Regions from separate parts of the Homo sapiens genome. Here regions 1 and 3 are each linked to region 2. The links are chromatin contacts, found by Hi-C in ENCODE. All regions are on one chromosome and are shown on one strand. The core of a region is the stretch at or near the end of the contact, and the rest is flanking DNA. Distances in the headings are between cores, read along the strand shown.

Region 1 (2,700 bases), core at 98-2,597, 1.8 Mb after region 2:
CTGCCTCTAAGATGAATAAAAGGACATGGGCAAATACACAACTAGCCACAAGTCAGCTGTTGTGTTATAAGCAACTGTGCTTGAAGTAAATTAGCTAACGCCAAGACAGATAGCAGCATAGTCTTAGGATCCACTAATAATGCATTATTAAGACCAAACTCTTCCAAGGACTTGGGAGTAAGCTATGGTTCTGTTCTTTTCCAGCTGGCGTTTTTTAACATCCCCTTGATGGCTTACATGTGTTGGAGCTTGCTGCAGCGGTGCTTTGGTCACAACTTCAGGTCTCATCTCCATCAAAGAAAATACTTGAAAATTATGCCTGTTCACCTACTTATGCTACTGCTGTACATCTGGCAGGTTTATTCCTGCTACTTTCTTTATGCAACATACGGCACCCTAGCTTTTTTATTCTCCCCTTTGCGGACCTGGTTGACACTGCTGACACCTGTTCTCATTCGTTATGTGTGGACACTGAACTCCACCAAGTTTGGAATCTTCATGGTGCAGTTAAAAAGCCACCTGAGCTCCTGAAGGCCATGTCTCACCACTGGCAGCTGGGCAGAAGCCCAGCCTCTGTGTCTGTAGCCCAGGCCTCTACCCCAGTAGCAGGTGGAGGGCCAGGATTGGTGGGTGAGCTTTAGGGAGCAGCTGCTCGTTTGGAGTCCTGGACGTTGGAGGGATTACCCACTACTGATACCTGCAGAATGGACTGCAGAAAAGTCTCAAAAATAATGCCTTTATTCCTTCCCTCCCTAAGGAGGCAAAGAGTTGATTTACCTTTGTGAAGAGAAAACCCTTATCTAGGACATCCACAGGGTAGAGGTTGGGTGTGTGTACGGGAGTGTCTGAGGCCCAGTGTGTTTTTTAGGGTTACCCCATGTAAAGCACTTACCGCTGTGCTTGGAATTCAGCAGCTGTCAAAGGTGCAATTTCAGGGGCAGGGAACCTTTGAGGATCTGGGCCCGACCCTCACTACCCCTGAGATATTAGTTCCCAGGCCTGTTTTCCCACAGGATTGTGGGCTCTCTGCTTCCTTAGTCGGAAGTGTTTTCAACTAATCAAATAAATGAATGAATGATGAATAAGAAAGACGGTGAGCCTGAGGCTTGCTTGTGTAGCCTGGCCTAAGGGGCAAGAGAAGGCGTGGCCTGTCCTGGCCTCTGAGAGTGGGATGGTTGGTGCTGTACCTCAGGGGACAGGGCGGGGCGGGAGGAGGCGGGGCCAGGCCTGGTCTCTGATAACGGGATGGGTGGTGCTGGACCTCGGGCGGGGCCGGGCCTCGTGGCGGGAGGAGGCAGGGCAGGGCCTCTGGGACGGGGCTGGACGGCTTGTTGACGGAAACGAGCCCTTGACGCTGTGGCCCGGAAGTGGAGCGGCTGTCGCAGTGCGGCTCCGGCAGTGGCAGCGGAGGCCTGTGTTTGCGGCCTTCGGCAAGCGACTGAGATGGCGAGCGCAACTGCACCTGCAGCCGCAGTCCCCACCCTGGCTTCGCCTTTGGAGCAGCTCCGGCACTTGGCGGAGGAGCTGCGGTTGCTCCTGCCTCGAGTGCGGGGTGAGCTGACGGAGTTAGAACGGGCGACGGCAGGGGCGGGCTCGGGGTCGGGGAGAGGCCGGGCTCGGGGTCGGGGAGAGGCCGGGCTCGGGGTCGCGGAGAGGGCGGGCTGGGGCGGCGGCGGGGAGCCGGGCTTGGGCGAGGGAGGTGGCTCCGCTTACCTCAGCTTTTCCATTCGCCACCGTTCGGCCCCCACACGCCACACCCACAAGTCGGCGAAGCCCAGGAGACCACCGAGGAGTTTAATCGAGAGATGTTCTGGAGAAGACTCAGTGAGTGCGCCTCCTTCCGGGCTCCCCTTGCCTCAGTTCCTCCAGCGTCCCGACCCCTTTTCCTCCCGCTGTCCCCCACGGAGGGGACTGCTCTCCCCCGCTGCATCCTTTCTGTGAGGTACCTTACCCACCTCAGCACCTGAGAGGGTGAAATAGAATTCTAACCTCGACATTCGGGAAGTGTTTTTGAGAAGTCTCGGTCGGTAAGGGAAGTCTTCCAAGTCCGTGCAGCACTAACGTATTGGCACCTGCCTCCTCTTCGGCCACCCCCCAGATGAGGCAGCTGTGACTGTGTCAAGGGAAGCCACGACTCTGACCATAGTCTTCTCTCAGCTTCCACTGCCGTCTCCACAGGTGGGCTTCACTTTCGTGGAATCCTTGGGCTGCCGAGTTACACCTTAGGAATCCTCTAATTTTCTTTCCACCTTTTGCACGCACGCCAGGAGATTTCTTTTCTTCATCTGTCCAGTGAGGTTACCGTTTTTACTTCACAGGATTGTTGTGAAGACCGAATTGCCAAGTGCAGTTCCTGGCGCGGAGTAGGCAGGTCTTATAAATATTGGTTCAGTCTGAAGTTTATCCTGGTTGTTTCCCTTCTGATAATTTTTTAAGCACTTTTTATTTGCTGGGTGTTTTCACATACTTGATGGCCATCTGACAGATGAGCAAGGAGGCTCAGAAGCTCAGCTTAAGATTTAAAAAAAAGCAGGGGGGCTAGAATTTAAATCAAGGTCTATCTGATGTCTAAGCTACCTATTCTGTTATACTGCATAATACCCTTTTTATATTATTTTTTATATTTAATCAGTAACATATGTAGATAGTACAAAATTCAACAGATATCAAAGTGTGTTAAGTTTACCTTTCCACCCACTT
Region 2 (2,700 bases), core at 168-2,667:
CTGAATAGCTGGGATTACAGGCGGGCGCCACCATGCCCGGCTAATTTTTGTTTTTGTTTTTGTTTTTTCAGTAGAGATGAGGTTCCACTATGTTGGCCAGAGTGGTCTCGAACTCCTGACCTCAGGTGATCCGCCTACATGGGCCTCCTAAAGTACTGGGATTACAGGCGTCAGCCACGGCGCCCAACCTTTTTTTTTTTTTTTTTTTTTGAGATGGAGTCTCGCTCTGTCACCCAGGCTGGAGTGCAATGGCACGACCCTGGCTCACTGCAACCTCCGCCTCCCGGGTTCAAGTGCTTCTCCTGCCTCTGCCTCCCGAGTGGCTGAAATTACAGGTGCCCGCCACCATGCCCAACTTTTTTTTTTTTTTTTTTAAGACAGAGTCCAGCTCTGTCCCCCAAGTTGGAGTGCAGTTGTGCGATCTCGGCTCATTGTAACCTCCACCTCCTGGTTTCAAGCAATTCTCTTGCCTCAGTCACTGGGATTACAGGCGTGCGCCACCACGCCCAGCTAATTTTTGTATTTTTAGTAGAGACAGGGTTTCACCATGTTGGCCAGGCTGGTCTCGAACTCCTGACCTCAAGTGATCCGCCCGCCTCGGCCTCCCAAAGTGCTGGGATTACAGGCGTGAGCCACCGCGCCCAGCCGACATTATCAATAAGGTTTGTTGATAAATCAAAACCATGTAAACAGTATGTTTTCACATGTATTATAAACGTTAAGGGAACCAGGAAAAATTAACAGTTGATCTGAGGTCCCGGAATTATGGATAATATTTAAATTCCCCCGCGCCGGTTGCACTTAAATGATTTTACCTCTACACATACCGAAATTTGAGAAACAAATGATAGCTCATAAAATGTTTTCCAAACCCTCCGTAGTGTTACTTCTCTAATAATATAACTTTAATTATAAATGCTTTGTTTCATTTTTTTTTTTCTACCAGTAAACAGAAAATCTAAACTATTAACTGGACAATACCGCCCTGAGGTTGACGGTGGGTTTTGACAACACAATCCACGCAGCTAGAAGTGAGTAGAATTAGTAAAGCTATCCATGCCTTACCATGTGCCAGAAACTGCTCTAAGTGTTTCACTGACGGCTCACAACAATCCTGAGAGAGGTACTATTATTATTTCAATTATAGAGACGAAGAAACTGACGTTCCAAGGCTAATTTACCCGAGGTCACACAGGTAGTGAGTGGCAAAATTCTTCCGCCTTGGCGTATACCTCCCGCACTCACGGCCTGGCCTCCGGAGGCTAGACGGTTCGCCGCGCTGGGGAGGCCCCCTCAACCCTCAAGTGCCAGGGCTCTGTCGCCTCCCCACACCCGGGACACACCAACCGCCGGCCTGCCGCCGCTTACCTCCCCGAGCCTATAGTGTACCTTCCGCCCAGAAGCCACTTTACCCGTATAGGTCCATCTGCTTTTCCCTTCCGATGCCAAACAAGGCGTCAGAACACCAAAGTTCCGGCCGAGTACAGAAGCCCAGGAAGGACAGCAAGGACCCCGTAGCCCAGCCAACTGAGGTTTTTGGAGGTTTTTGGTCCACTTGGTCGCCAGTTGTAAGGAAGCAGTGAGAATTCAGATAAGTTTTTCGCCTCTCCTTCCTGTATCCTTTCAGGCGGCAAACTCCATCCCTGCGTCTTTTTTTTTTTTTTTTTTTTTGAGACGGATTCTCGCTCTGTCGCCCAGGCTGGAGTGCAGTGGCGCGATCTCGGCTCACTACAACCTCTGCCTCCCAGATTCAAGCGATTCTCCTGCCTCAGCCTCCCGAGTAGCTGGGATTACAGGTGCGCGCCATCATGCCCGACTAATTTTTGTATTTTTAGTAGAGACGGGGTTTCACCATGTTAGCCGGGATGATCTCGATCTCCTGACCTCGTGATCCACCCGCCTCGGCCTCCCAAAGTGCTGAGATTACAGGCGCGAGCCACCAAGCCCGGCCCCCTGCGTCTTTCAAATAGAACCCAGTTATTGCTAACGCGCCTGTATCCCTTCCTTCCTTATCTGTCGCCTCGGTCCCCACAAGAACTGCCTGAGGCCTCAAAAGGCCGATTCTGCTGGAATTGCCCCCATGAATTCTTGAGGACCACCACGCACCTGGACAGCAGCCCCTCCTACCAGCCCTTCCCGAGTCTCGCCCCACACGGTCGCCAGTTGCTCAGGGCATCTGTTTGTACCTTGTGCACACCTCTCTTAAAGCACTTTTTTTTTTTGAGACGGAGTCTCACTCTGTTGCCCAGGCTGTAGTGCAGTGGCGCGATCTGCAACCTCCGACTCCTGGGTTGGAGCAATTCTCCTGCCTCAGCCTCCCAAGTAGCTGGGATTACAGGTGTGTGCCACCACACCCGGATAATTTTTGTATTTTTAGTAGAGATGGGGTTTCGCCATGTTGGCCAGGCTGGTCTCGAAATCCTGACCTCATGATCCACCCACCTCGGCCTCCCAAAGTGCTGGTATTACAGGCGTGAGCCACCATGCCCGGCCAAAGCACTTAAACATTGTTTGTTTTTGTTTTTTTTTCTTACTGCCAGGGAAGACAGAATCAACATTGTATCTTTCACTCACTTCTCACTTCCTTTGCCACGCTGTGAGCTTTCTTGGGTCCAGACTGCGCTGTTTTTCCTTTCCCCAGAATGTACCATAGCGGCGGGAATTTAGTGCTTAGTGTGAATTTGAGAGCATATAGTTCCG
Region 3 (2,700 bases), core at 116-2,615, 1.1 Mb after region 2:
CAGAGAGTTGCCCAAAGGTAGACGGCAGCTCTCTAAGGTGATTGTTGTTTAGGCTTAGCGTCTCTAGTTTTTTCAGATTGCATATCTCATCAGGCAGAACAGCTGGCAAAGAAAAATTTTTTTAAAACCTGAATGTGATAGAGCTGAAAACAACTTTGATGAAGTTTATAAAGACTATATGGCAGCCTGCTTCGCCTCTTGTTAATATATGTAAAACTCCCACATGTGCCATTTTTAGATATTGCATTTTACCAACATAGTCTTTAGAAGGTGAGGGTGCCATCAAAATGCCGGAGAGCATTTGTGTGTATAATGGGCTCCTTTTGTAAAGGGGCCCAAGGCACAATCCGACAGCAATTTTGTGATATTTGGAAGATCCTCCCCTTCTCATCCATCCCCCATTCCAAGTTAGGTAGCTTTGTTTACATTACATCCCCAAAATGTTCTTCTCTTTCAAGTCCAAATTAACCCAGTAACAATCATTATAACACCCAATCATTATAAGGCTTATTTTAGATGTAATTACAAGAAGTAGAAAGAAGGCTTCAAGGATTCCGGCATTCGCAACTTGAGCCCTCCTGCACGGTTTCATAACAAAAACAAAAATCAGCTTGTAAGAGAAAACCACCCCTGGTAACAGCTGATCACTAGCAAAAGCCTCCCTGGCGAGAGCCATACTCAGTTTGTTGTTGTTCAGGGAGAGGCTCTTCAGCAGAGTGAACTTTCCTATCAGCAAAGGCGGTAGGCTTTCGATCTTGTTGTTGGACAAGTCGATGGTCCTGAGATTGCTCGTCAGCTTCTGCAAGTCTGCGGGGAACTGGAGAAAGGAGTTCACAGCGTGGGGAATCCCGCACCGACTAAGTTCGCCGCCCCCGCCGTCCCTCTCCCTTTAAGTTCCCTGGTCGTGTCCCTCCCAGTCTCACCTCGGTCAGCCCTCGGTCCTTAAGCTGAAAGACACCAGTTTTCTGCGCCGTTTCCACATGAGCGCGGAGCGCACTGTTTCCCATCCTAGCGCCGCGGCTCAGGTCCCTGCGGGAAGGAAGCGCTGCTGTCACCGCCCAGTCCACCCGGTCGGCCTCCCGGCTGGGGCTCCTGCCCCAGCTCTCAACTCCCGCCGATCCCTGGCTCCTGGGGCCCGACCCAAGAGCGACAAGGAAGAAACGGAAGAACACACAGCCCGACCACCAAGCCCTGCCGCCTTTGCAGCTCTGCGGAGGCCAGGCGCCTCTGGGAGCCTACGGAAGATCAGGGAGCCCCGGACTCGCCTCCCACCGCTCAGCTGCCGTAAGGCTCCGCAGGTGAAGACCCAGGACCCGCAGTAGCCGGGATGCGCTCCCCGGCTTAGTCCCGGGCGGGAACGCCCTGTGACGTCATCGAGCCGCGCCGTGCGTTCGCCCTGCGATCCCGCTCACTCTTGGCGCCTTCGCGGAAGGTGCGTCCGAGCCATGGCCGCTGCCAACCCGTGGGACCCGGCGTCCGCGCCTAACGGCGCTGGGCTAGTGCTAGGCCACTTCATAGCTTCGGGGATGGTCAATCAGGTACGTGGGGGTGGCGGTGGTGTCATCAAGGGGGTGCCCAAGGTGGCAACAATATGGCTGTGAGTTGGTGCTGCTGGCTGTGGGAGTGGTGAGGGTCCTGGTTGGGGTCTGTACTAGAGTAATAAGAGCCCCTTCCAGGCAACAGCCGCGAACGTTCTGCCGTGGATGCTTGGAAAGCGGGGATCTGAGTAGATGGTGTTTAGGGTAGACTGTGTTTTGAGTGTCTGTAGGGTAAATTTGTCCCAGTCCAGTTTGTGGGAGATTAGACTGTTACCAGCCTTTTTTTCATCCAGTGATACTGCCTCTAGACTGTAGTGTAAGGGCGGGGATGGGAAATACGGGTCGTTCTGTCCCCTTGCGGAACAAGCATTTCCAACAACCCTCGTTTGTGGGAAGTGTTGAATCGTATTTGGGGCGGGAGGTGCTGGGTAGAGAAGAGCGCCAGAAGCTCTTTTTTGACATTTTTATTTTATTTTATTATTTATTTATTTATTTATATGAGACAGAGTCTCGCTCTAACGCCCAGGCTGGAGTGCAGTGGCGTGGTCTCGGCTCACTGCAACCTCCGCCTTCCTGGTTCAAGCGATTCTCCTGCCTCAGCCTCTGGAGTAGCTGGGACTACAGGCGCCCACCACCACACCCAGCTAATTTTTTTTTGTATGTTTAGTAGAGACGGGGTTTCACCTTGTAAGCCAGGATGGTCCCGATCTCCTGACCTCGTGATCCACCCGCCTCGGCCTCCCAAAGTGCTGGGATTACAGGCGTGAGCCACCGCGCCCGGCCTTGGCATCTTTAAAGGCAAAAAAAAAAAAAAAAAAAAAAAAGTATTGGCTAAAAAGATAAGACCTTGGAACGTGAATGGAGGAAGAGATTAATTTTGAGAAGGAGAGAAAAGAGACATTAACCCAAGGAGTCACGGAGTGGCAGTTTTAGGTTGGGCAAGAGGAGCATGTCGGAGGAAGGAGCCAACAGAGGGAGAAATTGAACATGTGAGGAAATAATGGAATGCAGTGACAGGAGGGCATGGGGCAAGTGGGATCAAGGGCATTGAGAAAAATGGGGAAATAAATTTTGATATATAGAGGAAGTTGAGAAATTTCACTAAAAAGAAAACAGAAAAGTTAAACTGATCTGTAAAAATCAGCACATATTAGCCGGCATG

Evidence for each region. Hi-C counts contacts between places; a loop is a spot of excess contacts on that map. Pooled maps may share reads with other maps.
Region 1: a pooled map shows a loop between it and region 2 (9-fold over the local background). The contact joins the promoter of CCNDBP1 here to the promoter of NDUFAF1 in region 2. A Hi-C loop is called at or near these places in 4 of 50 pooled maps.
Region 3: a pooled map shows a loop between it and region 2 (4-fold over the local background). The contact joins the promoter of LRRC57 here to the promoter of NDUFAF1 in region 2. A Hi-C loop is called at or near these places in 5 of 50 pooled maps.

Annotation. Positions count from the first base shown.
Region 1 is chr15:43,184,056-43,186,755 of GRCh38, forward strand. It overlaps CCNDBP1 (cyclin D1 binding protein 1), which reads left to right and starts at 1,348. Exons shown (of 11, transcript NM_012142.5): 1 at 1,348-1,552; 2 at 1,765-1,824; 3 at 2,099-2,178. The coding sequence starts at 1,444. It overlaps TMEM62 (transmembrane protein 62), which reads left to right. Exons shown (of 14, transcript NM_024956.4): 14 at 205-1,089. The coding sequence ends at 531. It overlaps LOC124903478 (a long non-coding RNA gene), which reads right to left and starts at 1,832. Exons shown (of 2, transcript XR_007064604.1): 1 at 1,714-1,832. RefSeq lists silencers at 1,074-1,373, 1,594-1,683 and an enhancer at 1,854-1,953.
Region 2 is chr15:41,401,079-41,403,778 of GRCh38, forward strand. NDUFAF1 (NADH:ubiquinone oxidoreductase complex assembly factor 1) reads right to left here and starts at 1,418. Exons shown (of 5, transcript NM_016013.4): 1 at 1,066-1,418.
Region 3 is chr15:42,547,428-42,550,127 of GRCh38, forward strand. LRRC57 (leucine rich repeat containing 57) reads right to left here and starts at 1,366. Exons shown (of 6, transcript NM_153260.3): 1 at 1,266-1,366; 2 at 924-1,029; 3 at 679-817; 4 at 1-102. The coding sequence starts at 1,007. It overlaps HAUS2 (HAUS augmin like complex subunit 2), which reads left to right and starts at 1,411. Exons shown (of 6, transcript NM_018097.3): 1 at 1,411-1,538. The coding sequence starts at 1,446. RefSeq lists an enhancer at 1,202-1,671.